Regions from separate parts of the Homo sapiens genome. Here region 1 is linked to region 2. A link is an interaction called in ENCODE POLR2A ChIA-PET data of the cell type or tissue named here. Cell type or tissue: PC-9. All regions are shown on one strand.

Region 1 (8,000 bases), 180 kb after region 2:
TGATGGCCAAGGCCCCTGGAGCTGGGGGATAACATCTTGTCAGCCCCACAGAGTAATAGGAACAGCGCTGGAGTAGACACCACCTCAGACTCTACAACAGATGACCCAGGGAAAGGCAATGAAATGAAATAAAATGCTTCCTGGATCTGACACACAAGAAGCCTTGGCTCAGGCCTTCTTCCCCACAACCCCACCGACTTCAGATGGTCATTATACAGCCAGGTGAAGAAGGTCACAGAGACCTCCCCCTTTGTGATAAAGTCAGAAGAGACCCCAAAGCTTACTGGGATCTCTTTTGGCTTTATCATAAAGGGGCAGGTCCCACCAGGACCAGCTGATGCCTGCACTGGCCAGTATCTAGGCAGCAGGGGAGGAGAAACCTAGGTGTGGGATAGCTCCAAGCCAAGGACAGGTTTGGGACAAAAAGGGAACAGCCAACATACACCAAGTATATGCAGTGCTGTCTGTCACCTCTGAAGTCATTACCAAGGCGGGCTGTGGAGTCAGCCAGACCTGAGCGTGAGCTTCCCACTGTCACTCTTCACACTGTGTGGTAAGTTATTTAACCCCTCCCAGCCTCTGTTTTATCAGCTGGAAAATGAGACACCAGGACTATTTTATTTTATATTTATTTTATTTTATATGAAGTCTCACTTTGGCACCCAGGCTAGAGTTCAGTGGCGTGATCTCTGCTCACTGCAACCTCTGCCTCCCAGGTTCAAGTGATTCTCCTGCCTCAGCCTCCCAAGTAGGTTGGACTACAGGCATGCACCACCACGCCCAGCTAATTTTTGTATTTTTAATAGAGATGGGTTTCACCATGTTGGCCAGGCTGGTCTCGAACTCCTGACCTTAGGTGATCCACCCACCTCGGCCTCCCAAAGGGCTAGGATTACAGGTGTGAGACACTGTGCCTGGCCTCGAACTCCTGACCTCAGGTGATCCACCCACCTTGGCCTTCCAAAGTCCTGGGATTACAGGCGTGACCACCGTGCCTGGCCACTTTTTAGAGAGCAGGTGTATTAAAATGAGCTAGTGAGTATAAAGCATTTAGTTCAGTACTTGAAACATACTAATCTATTAGCACACGTTACTTAATTTTATTTTTATTCTTAACACACAGCTCACTCCCTGAGATCTCTAACAGAGCTGCATATGATTTATGTCTCCCCAAAATATGTGCACAGATGACCCAAATAGAAATTTAATTCTGGCTTTGGAAGGCACTCAGGTTTTGAGAAAAGAGCAGATTTTATTTCTTAAGGATGTTACCCTTGGGCTAACATTTGAATGCTTTGTATTTCCTGGGGGAATTGAAGTCAGAAGGCAGGGTCCTAAAAATGTACTCAGTGGCCGAAGCAGTCTGGTTGATGATTAAAACCTTATCCCTGGATGATCTGAGCTGAAAAGGCCATTTCAGCTGTAGACCATTTCAATGCCTCCACAGGTGTACAGAGATTTATGATAAAAGTCACTTGGATGGATATACCTCACCACAGTAGAATTTCTTCTCCAAAGCAAAGTAGAACTTGAAAGCTCAAGGTGCCATTGGGTGGGCTGGCTGCCTCTTGAATTCTCTCACCTAACCTTCACGAAGGACTTACCCCACAGGCAGGCATATGGGTGTCGTGTGTCCACATTAGACGTCCGTGGAACTCTCTAGAACATACCAGACTAACTTTATCTCCCCTGGGCAATCCCAGCTCACTACTGAGAATGCCTTACTTCTGGTTAGCAAGCAGCACATTCAAGCTTGCCAATCTTCCCCAATACCATTTGTATCTGTCTTTCAGCCAATGTGCACCAAAATCTTCCACAAAGTTTTACTTTGCGCCATTTAAAGATGTTTTACTGGCCAAGTGCGGTGGCTCACGCCTGTAATCCCAGCACTTTGGGAGGCTGAGGTGGGTGGATCACCTGAGGTCGGGAGTTCAAGACCAGCCTGACCAACATGGAGAAACCCTGTCTCTACTAAAAATACAAAATTAGCTGGGCATGGTGGCGCATGCCTGTAATCCCAGCTACTCGGGAGGCTGAGGTGGGAGAATCGCTTGAACCCAGGAGGCGGAGGTTGCAGTGAGCTGAGATCTCACCATTGCACTCCAGCCTGGGCAACAAGAGCAAAACTCCATCTCAAAAACAAACAAACAAACAAAAAAAGATGTTTTACTTTGGGTCAAGTCATTGCAAGGGAGAATGAACAGCTGCGTATTTCTTATTCCACAGAAGCCAAAGCTTCTTAAATGTTTATAGACAACTCATGAGAGTGTGCCATATTCAATTGAAGTTCAACAGGAAAAAGGAGAAATATTCACCAACCAATTGGAAAAAATAAAAACAGTGGTTTAAGCAAGAGAATAAGGATAGACTTTAAAGGTTACTTCTTTTCTGTCTCAAAGTAAATAAAAACCTATTAGAGACAATATTGCTTTATCCAGAAAGATGCCTGTGATGTATCATTGGGATGCACCCGGATGCAAAGCCAACAACTAAAAGTGGCTTAAACAGCCAGGGCGTTATTGTCTCCTGTAAGAAGAGCTGGGTAGGGTAGTTTCAGGGTTGGTTGGTTCTGTGACTCAACAGTGTCATCAAGGACCCAAGTTATGTCCTTTCTCCCACCTTGGCCTGCATCAAGATGTTGGGTTTTGCCTGATTTTCCCTGCAGTCATGAGATGGCAGCTGCCGCAGCTCTAGACATGATGTTCGCATATACCATTCAAGTCTCAAGACCCCAAACCAAGGGAAAAGAAACCCTTCCAGAGAAGCTCCACCTAGCATCCTTCCCTCAGGCCTTGATGGCTTGAACTGGGTCACATGCCTGTTCTGAAACCAATCACTCTCAATGGGACTAGAATCGTGACAGCCTTCAGGACAGTCGGGACTCACCTCTGGGTCAGCAGAGAAAGCCCAAACTCATACCCCCATTGCTTCTGACACCGAAAGAGCCACAGTTTTGTTAGCAACAATGAAGGAAGGGCAGAGGATTTCTGAATATCCCTCTGGGAAATAACCTGACAGTATTGGCAGGGGTTCACAGCCCTTCAGGGCTTCTAACGATCTAAGCTACATATCTGGCCAGAAAGGCACGCAAAACCCATCCAGATAAGGTAGGTCTGACGTCAAATACCTTTTCATCATGAAACACATGATCTGGTTAATAACTAGATGCAATACACAGACCTTGTTTAGAATCTGATTCAAACTAATTTATATTTTTGAGGCAAGCAGGAAAATTTGGGTATAGACTAAGTACTAGGTTGTATTAAGAGATTGTTAATCGCACTTTGGGAGGTTGAGGAGGGTGGATCACTTGAGGTCAGGAGTTCGAGACCAGTCTGGCCAAGATGGTGAAACCCCACGTCTAATAAAATACAAAAATTAGCTGGGCATGGTGGCATGCACCTGTAATCCCAGCTACTAGGAAGGCTGAGGCAGGACAATCACTTGAACCTGGGTGGTGGAAGTTGCAGTGAACTGAGATTGCACCACTGCACTCCAGCCTAGGTGACACAGTGAGACTCCATCTCAAATAAATAAATAAATAAATATATAAATAAAATAATAAGAGAAAAAGAATAAATTATTAATCATGACAATGGCATTGTGAGAATTAAATGCAAGAAACTACATTAGGATGTAAGGAAACGCTTTTTTCTCTCTGTCACCCAGGCTCTAATGCAGTGGTGCAATCTTGGCTCACAGCATCCTCTGCTTCCTGGGCTCAAGTGATCCTCCAACTTCAGCCCCCCACCCTCCCAGTAGCTGGGACCAGAGGTGCGTACCACCCACCCAGCTAATTTTTGTATTTTTTTGTAGAGATGGGGTTTTACCATGTTGCCTAGGTGGGAACAAATGCTTGCTTGCTTATTTATTTATTTATGAGATTGAGTCTCGCTCTATCGCCCAGGCTGGAGTGCAGTGGCACGATCTCGGCTCACTGCAACCTCTGCCTCCTGGGTTCAAGCAATTCTTGTACCTTAGCTCGAGTAGCTGGGATTACAGGCACCTGCCACCATGCCCGGCTAATTTTTGTATTTTTAGTAGAGACGGGGTTTCACCATGTTGGCCAGGCTGGTCTCGAACTCCTGACCTCAAGTGATCCGCCTGCCTCAGCCTCCCAAAGTGCTGGAATTACAGGCGTGAGTCACTGCGCCTGGCCGCAAATGCTTATTTTTTAAGGGATACATACTGAAGTATTTAGGGATAAAATGTCATGATGTCTGGGATTTGCTTTAACCAAGTACAGCCAAAAAAGGGAGGTGCAGATAGCAAGAGTCAAAACAGAGCTAACAGTTCAATCTATGTGATGGATATACAGAGGTTATTACGTAAGCCTGTATACTTTTTTAATGTTTTTAAATTTTTATAATGAAAGCATTTAGCAACTAGGGCATGGTGTCTCTGGCCTGCCTTCTGTAAGTTCACTATGCCTTAAGGCTGTTTCTCCTTGAGTCTTTCACATTTTTTCTTCTCTCTCCAAGATCTTTGCACTATCGGCTCGTTCTCTGTTCAAATGTCACCCTGTCACAGGGGTTTCCTCCCCCTTCATAGTCCTTCTGTCTCGTATTAGCCTAATTTTTGTTGTTCTTCAATACAGTTATCACTATGTGAAGTCATCCTACTTGTTTATTTACTAATTATTGTCTATTTCTTCCATGTAGAACAATCTCCATGAGAAGAGTGACCTAGTATAGCTTGCACAATCTTTCTCCAGGGCCAAATTAGCACCAGGTGTATGGAGGGCACTCAAATATTTGAATGAATAAACTGAACTTTCTTTCTTTTGAAAAGCCCTTACCAACACAAAGCAAAACAAATGACTAAGCTAATGAGCACTTTACATCAACGTAAATTCCCTCTTTTTTTTTTTTTTTTTTTTTTTTTGAGATGGAGTGTCACTCTGTTGCCCAGGCTGGAGTGCCATGGTATGATCTTGGTTCACTGCAATCTCTGCCTCCTGGTTTCAAACAATGCTGCATCAGCCTCCTAAGTAGCTGGGATTACAGGTGCCTGCCACCATACCCAGTTAGTTTTTGTATTTTTAGTAGAGACGGGGTTTCACCATGTTGGCCAGGCTGGTCTTGAACTCCTGACCTCAAGTGATCTGCCTGCCTCAGCCTCCCAAAGTGCTGGGATTACAGGCATGAGCCACCATGCCCAGCTACTTTACATAAATTCTTAGTTAGTCCTCACAACAGTCCTATGAGGACAGATATTATTGTGCTATAATTAAAATCCCAGGCTTACTTTAACCCTCACACTAGTGGTAAATATCTGCCAGACAAGTTTCCAGCCCCTATTCCTGGGCCCATGATAGGCATCATCAATGGATTTCTGAATTCTTTCTTCTGAGCCTGAATTCACCACAGTGCTCCAGACAGTGATGATTGATCAGGCTTGGTCCATGAGGTGATATCTACTTGTCATTCCCACAGTAAGTCATGCTGTTAAAAAAACAGGTGCCAGTTAGACTGAGCTACCCCTCCAACACTTCTTCCTAGGGTCCACTCCTGCCTCTTCAGGAAATGCAAAACCCAAGCCTACAAATAAACCTCAGCATTGGTCAGTAATGCTGCCAGACCACTGGATCAGCCTCCAGGAGGTTATTAAATAGCACAGCCCAGCTGCCAAAGCCTTCTGAGGCTTGGCATGCAAGTAGAGGCTCCCCTTTGGGGACCGCTGGCTGTCCCTGTTCAGTTACAGATCAGAATTTCCAGCTCTGCTACTTTTTAGCTTCCCCTACCTTTCTGCCAAGAAAGCACAAAGACGCACAAAGACACCAAAGCAGGAGTCAGAGGCCTATGTCCCGGCAGGCTCAGCCTCTACTGGAGTGCCCGTGGCAGACTGTATCACCTCCCTCCACCTCAGAGTCCACATCTGAAAAGTGCACTGATTCGGTCACAGTTAGAGTGCTTTCCAGTTCTTTTTTTGGTTTGTTCTTTTTTGTTGTTGAGGTTGCCTGGGCTGGTCTCAAACTCCTGGCTTCAAGTAATCCTCTTGCCTTGGCCCCCTCAAAGTGCTGGGATTACAGGTATGAGCCACCATACCTGGACACTTCCCAGTTTTAACTTCAGATTCAAAGTCAAAGTTCTCAGAGCTCTGATATTATGTGCATAATCCCTGACACAAAGAAGATATCCTATGAATATTTACAGGAGGATAGGAAAAATAACTAGTTTGGGAAAAAAGAGCCTCTTTAGTGGTCCATCAGTGGCCACTATCAGAGGAAGGTCTGAATGTGGTGGAGAATAAATGCTCTCCAAGACAGAACCAGTGCTATACCTTCCAGTATGTGTTCTTTCCCCATGGAGGTTCTGTGATAATGCAGGATTAAAAATCAGTGGGCCCAAAGTTCTGCTATCTGCTGCCGACGTGACCTTAGGCAAGTTAAGCTCTCCGTTCCCTAGTTTCCTCACTTATAAGGTGCAGATAATCATAGCACCAACATCATAGCATTATTGAAATAGCAATATACTACCTGTAAGAACCTAGAAAAGTGCATGGCACATAGTAAGTGCTTAATGAAGTTAGCTATTACTATTACTACTCTTACTACTGTATTGATCTATAGATTATCCAGCCCAGGAGAGGGGATTCTGCTGCCTGGTCAAATGCTGGATAGGCCGGGTGCAGTGACTCACGCCTGCAATCCCAGCACTTTGGGAGATTGAGGCAGGCAGATCACTTGAGGCCAGGAGTTCGAGACCAGCCTGGCCAAAACAGCAAAACCTCATCTCTACTGCAAATACAAAAATTAGCCAGGTGTGGTGGCACATGCCCGTAATCCCAGCTACTTGGAAGGCTGAGGCAGGAGAGTCACTTGAACTCGGGAGGTGGAGGTTGCAGTAAGCTGAGATTGCAACACTGCACTCCAGCCTGGGCGACAGAGTGAGACAGTCTCAAAAAATAAAATAAAATAAAATAAAATAAAATAAAATAAAATAAAATAAAATAAAATAAAATAAAATAAAGAAAAAGCTGGATAAATGTTTACTAAATGAATGAATGAGTGAGGTAAAACCAACTCTTAATTCCTTCCAGGTCTTTCTTCTCTCTCTGTACTCTAATAGGCTAGCAGTCTCCTACAATGTTAGATTTTATACAAAGGGTAAAGGGATAGTGGTGAGCTTTCTATACATTCCACTTAAACATCTAGGAAAATACCGATTCTAAGTTGACAATGGAAAATTAAGTATGTAGTTTTTAATCCTTAGACCACCCACCAAAAAAACCACAGAGATATAGTCAAAACACATAATAGATACATTAAAACAGAATACTGAAAAATGTTCTAGCCAGGTACAGTGGCTCACATTTGTAATCCCAACACTTTGGGGGGCCAAGGCAGTTGGATCACTTGAGGCCAAGAGTTCAAGACCAGCCTGCCCAACGTGGTGAGACCCCCATCTCTACTAAAAATATTAATACAAAAATTAGTTAGGTGTGGTGGCACATGCCTGTAGTCCCAGCTACCTGGGAGGCTGATGTATGAAAATCACTTGAATCTGGGAGGCAGAGGTTGCAGTGAGCCGAGATCATGCTACTGCATTCCAGCCTGGGTGTCAGAGGGAGACCCTGTCTCAAAAAAAAAAAAAAAAGTTTAAATAATCTAAAGGCAGGAAAGGAGAAAGGGAGTAGCCAAAAACAGAACAAACAGAAACAAATAATAAAATAACAGAAACTAGATCCAAATACATAAACAATTAGATTAAATGTAAATGTTCTAAACATATCAGTTAGGGCTGGGTGCGTTGTCTCATGCCTATAATCCCAGCACTTTGGGAGGCTGAGGCAGGCAGATCATTTGAGGTCAGGAGTTCAAGATCAGCCTAGGCAACATGGTGAAAGCCTGTCTCTACTAAAAATGCAAAAATTATTTTGTATTTGGGCGTGGTGGTGGGTTCCTGTAATCCCAGCTACCCAGGAGGCTGACAGGAGAATCGCTTAAACCCGGGAGGTGGAGGTTGCAGTGAGCCAAGATTGCGCCACTACACTATAGC
Region 2 (8,000 bases):
ATCACTCCTTGGCATTGAGAAAGAAGAGTTCTGTGGGCTGTGTGTCTCTGTTGGTAGCTGGTATCGGTGCTAGCCTGCTATTTGTGGCGTGCTCTTCCTGGCTCTTGCCCTTGTGTGTCTATCAGCCACTCCCCAGAGGCCACACACAGTGACCTACTGTCTTTGTATCTTTGCAGGTTCTGGAAACGAGCTGGATTTGTTCCTGTTTATCTGAGACAGACCCCGGTGAGTGAGGCATCCAGCAGAGGAGAAGTTTAGGTTTACCGTTATGGTAGGTGACAGGCCTGTCCTTGCAAAGAGCCCTAGTGCCTCCCTGCTGCATCGCTCTGAGCAGGTGGCTGTGCCTCTGAAGAGGTTTATTCTGATGGACATGGAAACAGCCATCCTCAGTGACAGGCCACATCATCACACATTTCTTCTCCGACTACACGGTGCATGCGTTGAGCTTAGTCATAAAATGGCAGAGGTACACGTGGACTTGTTCATCAGATTCTGGGAAAGGAGAGTGGACAGGAGGATCAAGGGTAATTCCTAGAGTTTTGGCTTGAGAAACTGGGTGTTGGAGGTGCTGTCGGAGATGGGACTCACTGCAGGAGGAGCAGATTTGGAGGGAAGAGTGGGAGTTCTTTTTTGATGTTAATATGAGATGCCTATTGGACATCCAAGTGGAAATGTGGACTAGGCATTCATTTGACTACAGGAATTTGGAGGTAGGGAAGTTTGGGGCTAGAGATGGAGCTTTGGGAGCCATCAGCATATTCATAATAGAATGCACTGCAGGAGGGCACGGAGCTCTTGTCTGTTGTGTTCATTGCTGTATTCCTCGCACTTAGAGTAGCAATTGCTGTGTAGTTTGTGTTCAGTAAATACTTTTGTTGAGTGAATGAAAAATATCTGGAGCCAATGAAAGGATGTGAGAGTGACTCCTTGGACCCTAACGTTTAGAGGAATGAAGAGGAGGACACAGCACATACAAGACTGAGAAGGAACAGCCCTGATGCGCAAGAGAAAGTCGGGTGTGGTGTCACACGTCAAGGTGAAAAAGTGGGAATGGGAGTCAGCCCTGTTGAGAGGATGAGGAGGATGAGGACAGCTGGCCATTGGATTTGTCAGCAGCGGTGAGCTGCATTGAAGCAGCTGCAGTGGAGTGGAGGCTTTGGCCTGGCCAGAGGGAAGAGGAGGTGAAGAACTAGAAGGGGAACAGGCGACTCTTTCAGGAAGCGAAAGGGAGCAGAGAAACAAGGTCGCTGGAGGGAGATGGGCGCTAAAGAAGGATTGTCCGATGGGAGATTCTAGAGAATGTTTTTTGCTGCTGGGTTCGATCCTGCAATTAGTGGTATGGGTGAGGGGGGCTGACTGCCAGAGTGCAGGCCTTGAGGAGGTGGTGGGTGGGACTCGAGATTCAGGAAGAGAGGTGACCACCTACTTCATCCTTCGGAACAGGGAAGGCAGAGAGCGTGGGAATGGAAGGCATCAGTTGGCTGGCTGATCTGGGGTTGGGAGGATGAAGACATTGTCTTCTGAGTGCTTCTGTCTTCCCAGATGAGGGGAGTCCATCGGCTGAGAGGGAAGTGTTGGAGGTTTGATTTTGGAGAGGGCAAAGTCAGTATCAGAGGCTAGTGTCCAGTGTCCGTCCGAGGGTTTAAAGTGGGACTGGTGAGGACTGCTGGGTGTTGGGCTGCTTCCGTGCAGGCAGGGAGCTGCAGAGATGGGTTGAGTCTCTGTCAGTACATTTGGTGGAGGCTGAGGATGTAAGTTTGGCTGTCAGCTGCAAGGAGAACGCAAGCTAGTGAGCTGTGGTGTGGTCTGCGGTGTGTCCGTGTGGTCTTGCACTGTGCACTGTTCATTTGTGACTTGGTGGTGTTTTTATGGTGTGGGGCTTTGTTGTTATGGAGTAAAAAATGTAAAAATAGTCACAATTTTAACACCTAAAGAAGCCTGCACTTGCAGACTGGCTGCCAGCACTGAGGTGTAGGTTTTGGCCCTGGAGTTCCTGCTGTGAGGCATCAAACCCATGTTGACTGGATTGTGTGGCGCTTAAGCCCTAATGACTGAGTTCAGCATCTACCTGAGAGGAGCACATATTTCCCTCCCGCACGTCCCGAGCAAGAGGCAGGCCCAGAAGAGCCAGCAGCTCTTCTCTGTGTCTGTGACACTTTTGAGGAGATTGCAGGACAGTGATCTTTGCAGCTGTTGTGTGTGAACTGAGGTGATATGAGGAAGGTGAAGGCGAGGGCTGTTTGAGAAGGGCGCCTACCCCCAGCCTGGAAAGAAGGAGAGGCCTGCGGAAGCACTAAGCCTTTCTTCTCTGAGTGTTTACCCTTCATCAATGATGGGTTATTCAAAAAAAGGGGGTTCTTGGTGCCAGTTAAACCTCTGTGTTGCCCAGAATGACCTGACCGGAGAGCACTCGTGCATCATGCTGAAGACGCTCACTGATGAGGATGAGGCTGACCAGGGAGGCTGGCTTGCAGCCTTCTGGAAAGGTGACTGAGGAGTAGGGGTTTGGGGGAGACAATGAGGTGATTGGGGGCTGCCGGGGATGCCTCCAGACCTCTAACTCTGCGTGATGGCACCCCACAGATTTCCGACGGCGGTTCCTAGCCTTGCTCTCCTACCAGTTCAGTACCTTCTCTCCTTCCCTGGCTCTGAACATCATTCAGAACAGGAACATGGGGAAGCCAGCCCAGCCTGGTGAGCCGGGTGGGGACAGGGAGGAGGGTTGGGAATGGCTTGGCTGTGTGGGAGGTGGGTGTGGTGTCCTAGGAAGGGTTTGGGCTGGAAATTGAGGGACTGGTTCTAGCCTGCAGTCACTCGCTGGTCACCACCCGCTTGCCAGGCCCCTGCTCTGTCCCAGGCTGTGCTGTCTTTCATTTTCATGGTAAGACTCTGGCTGTGCAATTTAATGTCAGAGGTGTCCATTTAGTTCATGTAGCTGGTTGGTTATGGAGGCCGATTTACATCTGTGCTCTAGGGGAGTGAGGTGCTCCATCTCTGAGGTTTAGTTTCCTGATTCATGAAATTGTAATAAGAATATGCTGCTAGCCTTCTGTAGCCAACAGCACACAGAAGTGCTTTGTGCATACAGATTGTTTGAATACTTAAAAAACAAAAAATGTGTAAGAGATTAGTTTTATTGCATATTTTATATATAAATATTTAGGTATAGCATGCATATATGTGTATATGTGTGTGTATATACTTTTTTGCCAATTATATTTTGATGGAGAAATCCGTATATCTTGAGCTGGGCAGAGCTTACACACTTTCTGTGACACCAAATGAAGTGACAAAGCAGGGAAAGAGTGTAGTTGTGTTCCCCTAACCCTGGGCCACAGGGAGCTTTTCCTTGGTCCATGTGTTCAGTATGGGAACTGAGCAAGGGTCCTGTGGCAGCCGTCCCCTCCCCACACGTGGCCTGGAGCCGCCCCTTCTATGGCAGGAGCAGGTTTGGTGCCCCTCTGGGCCAGGGCTGTGTGGTATGGCTGCCAGGCCCTGTTAGATGCTCCTGTGTGTTAGGGTGCCGCCTGGGGGCTGTGTGCTATCTCATGAGGGCGCCGGGTGACCTAACCTGTCTAGCTCTCTATCCCATGGACAGCCCTGAGCCGGGAGGAGCTGGAAGCACTCTTCCTCCCCTATGACCTGAAGCGGCTGGAGATGTATTCACGGAATATGGTGGACTATCACCTCATCATGGACATGATCCCGGCCATCTCTCGCATCTATTTCCTGAACCAGCTGGGGGACCTGGCCCTGTCTGCGGCTCAGTCGGTATGCTATCTGTTGCTTGCGTGGAGGAGAAGCGAGGATTGTGGAGCTGTTCATTTGCTGGGTGTTGGGTTGGGCACTTGGACATAATTGTGTGCCTTTAATTCCTCATACATCTGATAGGTGGGTAGTGGCATCCTCATTCTACAGGTCAGGAAACCTGGGCTCTGAAGTCGAGTAATGTGTCCAGCCATACAAAGTGAGAGAGCTGCAGCTTCCACCCCACTACGTTGCCTTGACACTTAACTCCACCTTAGCAGAGGTTCAGGAACATCCCAAACTTTTAATGTAGTTGTGAAGCAGGTATTTGTCAGGATAAAAGTTACTTTGGGGATTTTAGGAAGACAGCATTTCTTGGTGGTCTCAGTAACAGGATGAAAGAGAAGATGCCAATATACACAGTGCTAGTCTACCTTTGTACCAATAGCTTTGGTCAAGAGAGTACTCTGGTTCTTGGCGCCATTTTAATGGGCAAGGGCGTGTCCTAGAGGCCCACCCAGCAGATTTTCCATCCTTTAGGCTCTTCTCTTGGGGATTGGCCTGCAGCATAAGTCTGTGGACCAGCTGGAAAAGGAGATTGAGCTGCCCTCGGGCCAGTTGATGGGACTTTTCAACCGGATCATCCGCAAAGTTGTGAAGGTAACCTCAGCCTGAGGGCAGGGGCTTGATGTCTCTCAAATAGTGCAACAAACCCACTCCCTGCTCCCGAGATGAACACATGTTAGCATTTAGCTGTGTTTGCTGCATCTCGTCACACACACACACACACACACACACAAATCCAGGACTTCAGAACACATGTTAGCATTTAGCTGTGTTTGCTGCATCTCATCACACATCACACACACACACACACACACACACACACACACACACACACACGTGCGCGCGCAAATACAGGACTTCAGCTCTAAAGAATCTGTGAAGTTCTGTGTCCTCTCCCAGAGGCATCCCTATTAGGAATTTGGTACATATCCAGTCTGTGTTCTTCAGCTCTTCCCGCTAATATCCACATTCCTAAACTGTAGAGTGTTGCTTTGTGTCTTCAAAATGCACACCTTTCTATAAGACACCAAGTGTCTGGGTCACGGGTGACTGGGTCCCTGCTGCTCCTTCATCTTCTGCTTCTCTGTTGGTTGTCTTTTGTAGCTATTTAATGAAGTTCAGGAAAAGGCCATTGAGGAGCAGATGGTGGCAGCGAAGGATGTGGTCATGGAGCCCACGATGAAGACCCTCAGTGACGACCTAGTATGTCCCTGCTCATGGCCTCGGGAGTCCCAGCATTTCCATCAGTTGCCTTAGGCTGTGAATTCAGACTGTCTTCCCCTTCCCCTTTAGAAAGAGTCCTCTGCACTAATTGAGCTAAGTGCTATTCTGTAGGTTTAATTGGACAAACGGACCCAGCATTGTCTGAGCACACACAGGCCTAGAGTTGTGCCTCCCACTGATTGTGTGTGTGTGTTGTGAATGTAGGATTCCAGCATCTGTTGGAAATGTTTTGTCTTTTTTGGTGACTTCTTAAATGCATAGTTTATAACAGAGCTACCTTAAAATAATCAAAGCTGCCTACAAGGTTTTTGCAGGTAGATGGAAGAGAAGGAAATGTTTTCTCATCATTGTGCCATTCCACCCCAGCTTCACCTTTTCCTGTGTTTGGTTCAATCCTTGACTCTGACTTAGTCTCTTTATGGGTCCTTAACCACAGGATGAAGCAGCAAAGGAATTTCAGGAGAAACACAAGAAGGAAGTAGGGAAGCTGAAGAGCATGGACCTCTCTGAGTAAGGCTTGTGGGAAGCAGAGGGTTTGCCTTGGCTTCTGGGGCCCTAAGAATCTGCCTACACGTTTCTTCTAATCATATCCCACGTGCCCTGGAAAGTGTCTTTCATGGGATCAGTTTTAGGGATGCTAACAGTTCTATTTGACCTTCTAATTGCCTGTTTGTATAATTTTGGAAGAGTTGGGTTCCGGAGACTAGTGCCGCCACTTTGACTTACACATTGCACTCTCTGATCCCCAAGGCTCCAGGTCACACCTCGGGTCCTTCCAGGAGTGGGGGTGCCGATTGGATGAGCAGGCCCTTTAATGGTTACTTACTCTATTTGGCTTTTACGTGTGACTTTGTTTGAAGAAAGGATTCTACTGCTAAAACCAACCAAACAAGCAAAACACCCCTTGCTCTAAAACCGTCTGGGAATCCTAGTCCCTTTTGTGCTTCAGCTGTAGTGGTGCTGCCTCTCCCTCCACTGCCTGGATTGATGTGAATAATAACTCCAGAATTCATGGCCTCTGAGCCTCTGTGACCTGTAGTCCTGTTTCTGGGTCATTAGTGATGGTGGCTGCTGGGTATGTGAGGTGGAGGTGGCCAGGAGTCCTTGGACAGAGAATCGAGCTCTAGTTTTTGCCCTCAGCTTTGCAATATCAAAACCTTGATTTGCCAGGACTGCTAAATCTGAAAGAGAAGGGAGGGAGGGGAGAGGCACAGTTCAAGGGCTTGTGGACAAATGCTTGGAGGTGGGAGTGAGTGAGAAGATTGTGGGGGTGACAGGAAGCTTCTTTGGTGGATGTTAATGAGAGTCATGTGGGAAGAGCCAGGCAGGCTGCCTTCTGTGCAGGACTGTCCTCACTGACCCCTGCCAGCAGGCCTGGTGACCCTCGCTCCTGTGGAGCTTCTATCCATAGAGCTAAGCACCATGTCTCTTGGCCCTCCTGCATGCTTGTCCCCTCTGTCCTTTCTGCTGTTCAAATGCTGACACAGCTCAGCCTGGCTTTCATGACAGGAAGTGTCTGATAAGAATGTTGTCACTGTCGTTATTTTCTCTTAAGCAGTCCCCTCTTCTTTCTAGCAGGCTTTGATAGTTCCCTTCTTTTTTTTAGATACATAATCCGTGGGGACGATGAAGAGTGGAATGAAGTTTTGAACAAAGCTGGGCCGAACGCCTCGATCATCAGCCTGAAAAGGTGAGGGCCCAGGGTCTGATGTGCATCTGGCGGAAGAGGCATTCTGGCCTCTCTGCTTCTCTTTAACTTTGACTAGAAAATAGGAGGTTGGAGCAAAAGCTTTGACAGAAAAGTCATGGTTCTTCCCTTTGAGAGTCCCCTGGCCATTACCCTTGCAGTGCATGTCCCACAGACCAGGAGGGCCATCTCTTAGGCATGGATCTCTTCACTCTTTGTATTTGTCAGCCATGCCAGGGCACTGGGCCTGTCATGGAGAAGGGCTTGAGGGAACAGTCCAGAAGCTGCCACTGGCTGAGACTTGCTTATGGGCTTTCATCATTCAGCCCTCAGGATGACAGCATAAGGGGGCTGTTTTATTACTGTCATTGCTTTAAGATGAAGTAACAAGGCTCTCAGGGGTTAAGTTCCCAAGAAGCACACAGCTAGTGAGAGCCGGAGCCAGAATCAAGTCCAGGTTTCTCCACTGCAAGGCCATAGGTTTAACTGTTACGTTGTCCTTCCTTTGAGCCAGCAGTTCTCAAGGTTTTGGGTCTTTGAGTTCCTTTATCTCTTAACAATTAAGGTCCCCAAAGGACTTTTGTTGGTTATATCTATGGAAATTTCCCATATTAGAAATGAAAAACTGGCCAGGTGCAGTGGCTCACGCCTGTAATCTCAGCACTTTGGGAGGCCGAGGTAGGAGGATCGCTTGAGCCCAGGTGTTCAAGACCAACCTGCGCAACATAGCAGACCCTGTCTCTGCAAAAAAATTTTAAAAAGAAAATAAATGAAAAACTGAGAAATTTAAAAAAAATTCATTTGTTCACAGTAATAACGGACTCAGTCGTTTTGAAAAATACTCTTTTTCATAAAAATTTTGGTGAGAAGAGTGGCATTGTTTTACATTTACATTTTTGCAAATCTCTTCAATATCTGGCTTAACAGAAGGCAGCCGGATACTAATGTCTGTGTCTTCACTGACACTATTTTGCTGTCATATCTTATACTCTCTGGAAAACTGAATATTTGTGAGAGAATGAAAATGAAAAAAGGCAAATAACTGTTTTCATACTAATCCAAATACATTTTGACCTTGTGGACACCTGAAAGGGTCTTAGGGACCCCAGCAGTCCCTAGACCACTCTTTGAAAATCTTCACTCCAAGCTTCTTATCTGCAGAGTGGTGCATTTGTAAATAACTTAGGCTGGAACCTTCATCAGTTTTCCCTGGGAGTACAATGAGGCCTCCCCTGCCCAGAGCCACTGGAATTGAGGCTTTCACAGCTGATTTGGG

Evidence for each region. Peaks named below come from ENCODE experiments on the same cell type or tissue, not always from the same donor. Only the 100,000 strongest peaks of a DNase experiment are listed, where the experiment ranks them.
Region 1: POLR2A ChIA-PET joins it to region 2 with 5 read pairs; 3 of 35 experiments call an interaction of 5 or more read pairs at or near these places.

Annotation. Positions count from the first base shown.
Region 1 is chr11:34,319,048-34,327,047 of GRCh38, forward strand. All of the region lies in intron 1 of ABTB2 (ankyrin repeat and BTB domain containing 2), which reads right to left. Among named protein-coding and RNA genes, the nearest start is that of ABTB2, 35 kb to the right of the region's middle. In PC-9, no CTCF peak of the experiment used is centred here; a DNase peak (open chromatin) is centred at 4,794; H3K27ac peaks cover 427 bases.
Region 2 is chr11:34,136,802-34,144,801 of GRCh38, forward strand. NAT10 (N-acetyltransferase 10) reads left to right here. Exons shown (of 29, transcript NM_024662.3): 21 at 177-225; 22 at 2,390-2,486; 23 at 2,584-2,694; 24 at 3,599-3,771; 25 at 4,288-4,407; 26 at 4,918-5,016; 27 at 5,474-5,547; 28 at 6,644-6,727. Among named protein-coding and RNA genes, the nearest start is that of NAT10, 35 kb to the left of the region's middle. In PC-9, no CTCF peak of the experiment used is centred here; no DNase peak of the experiment used is centred here.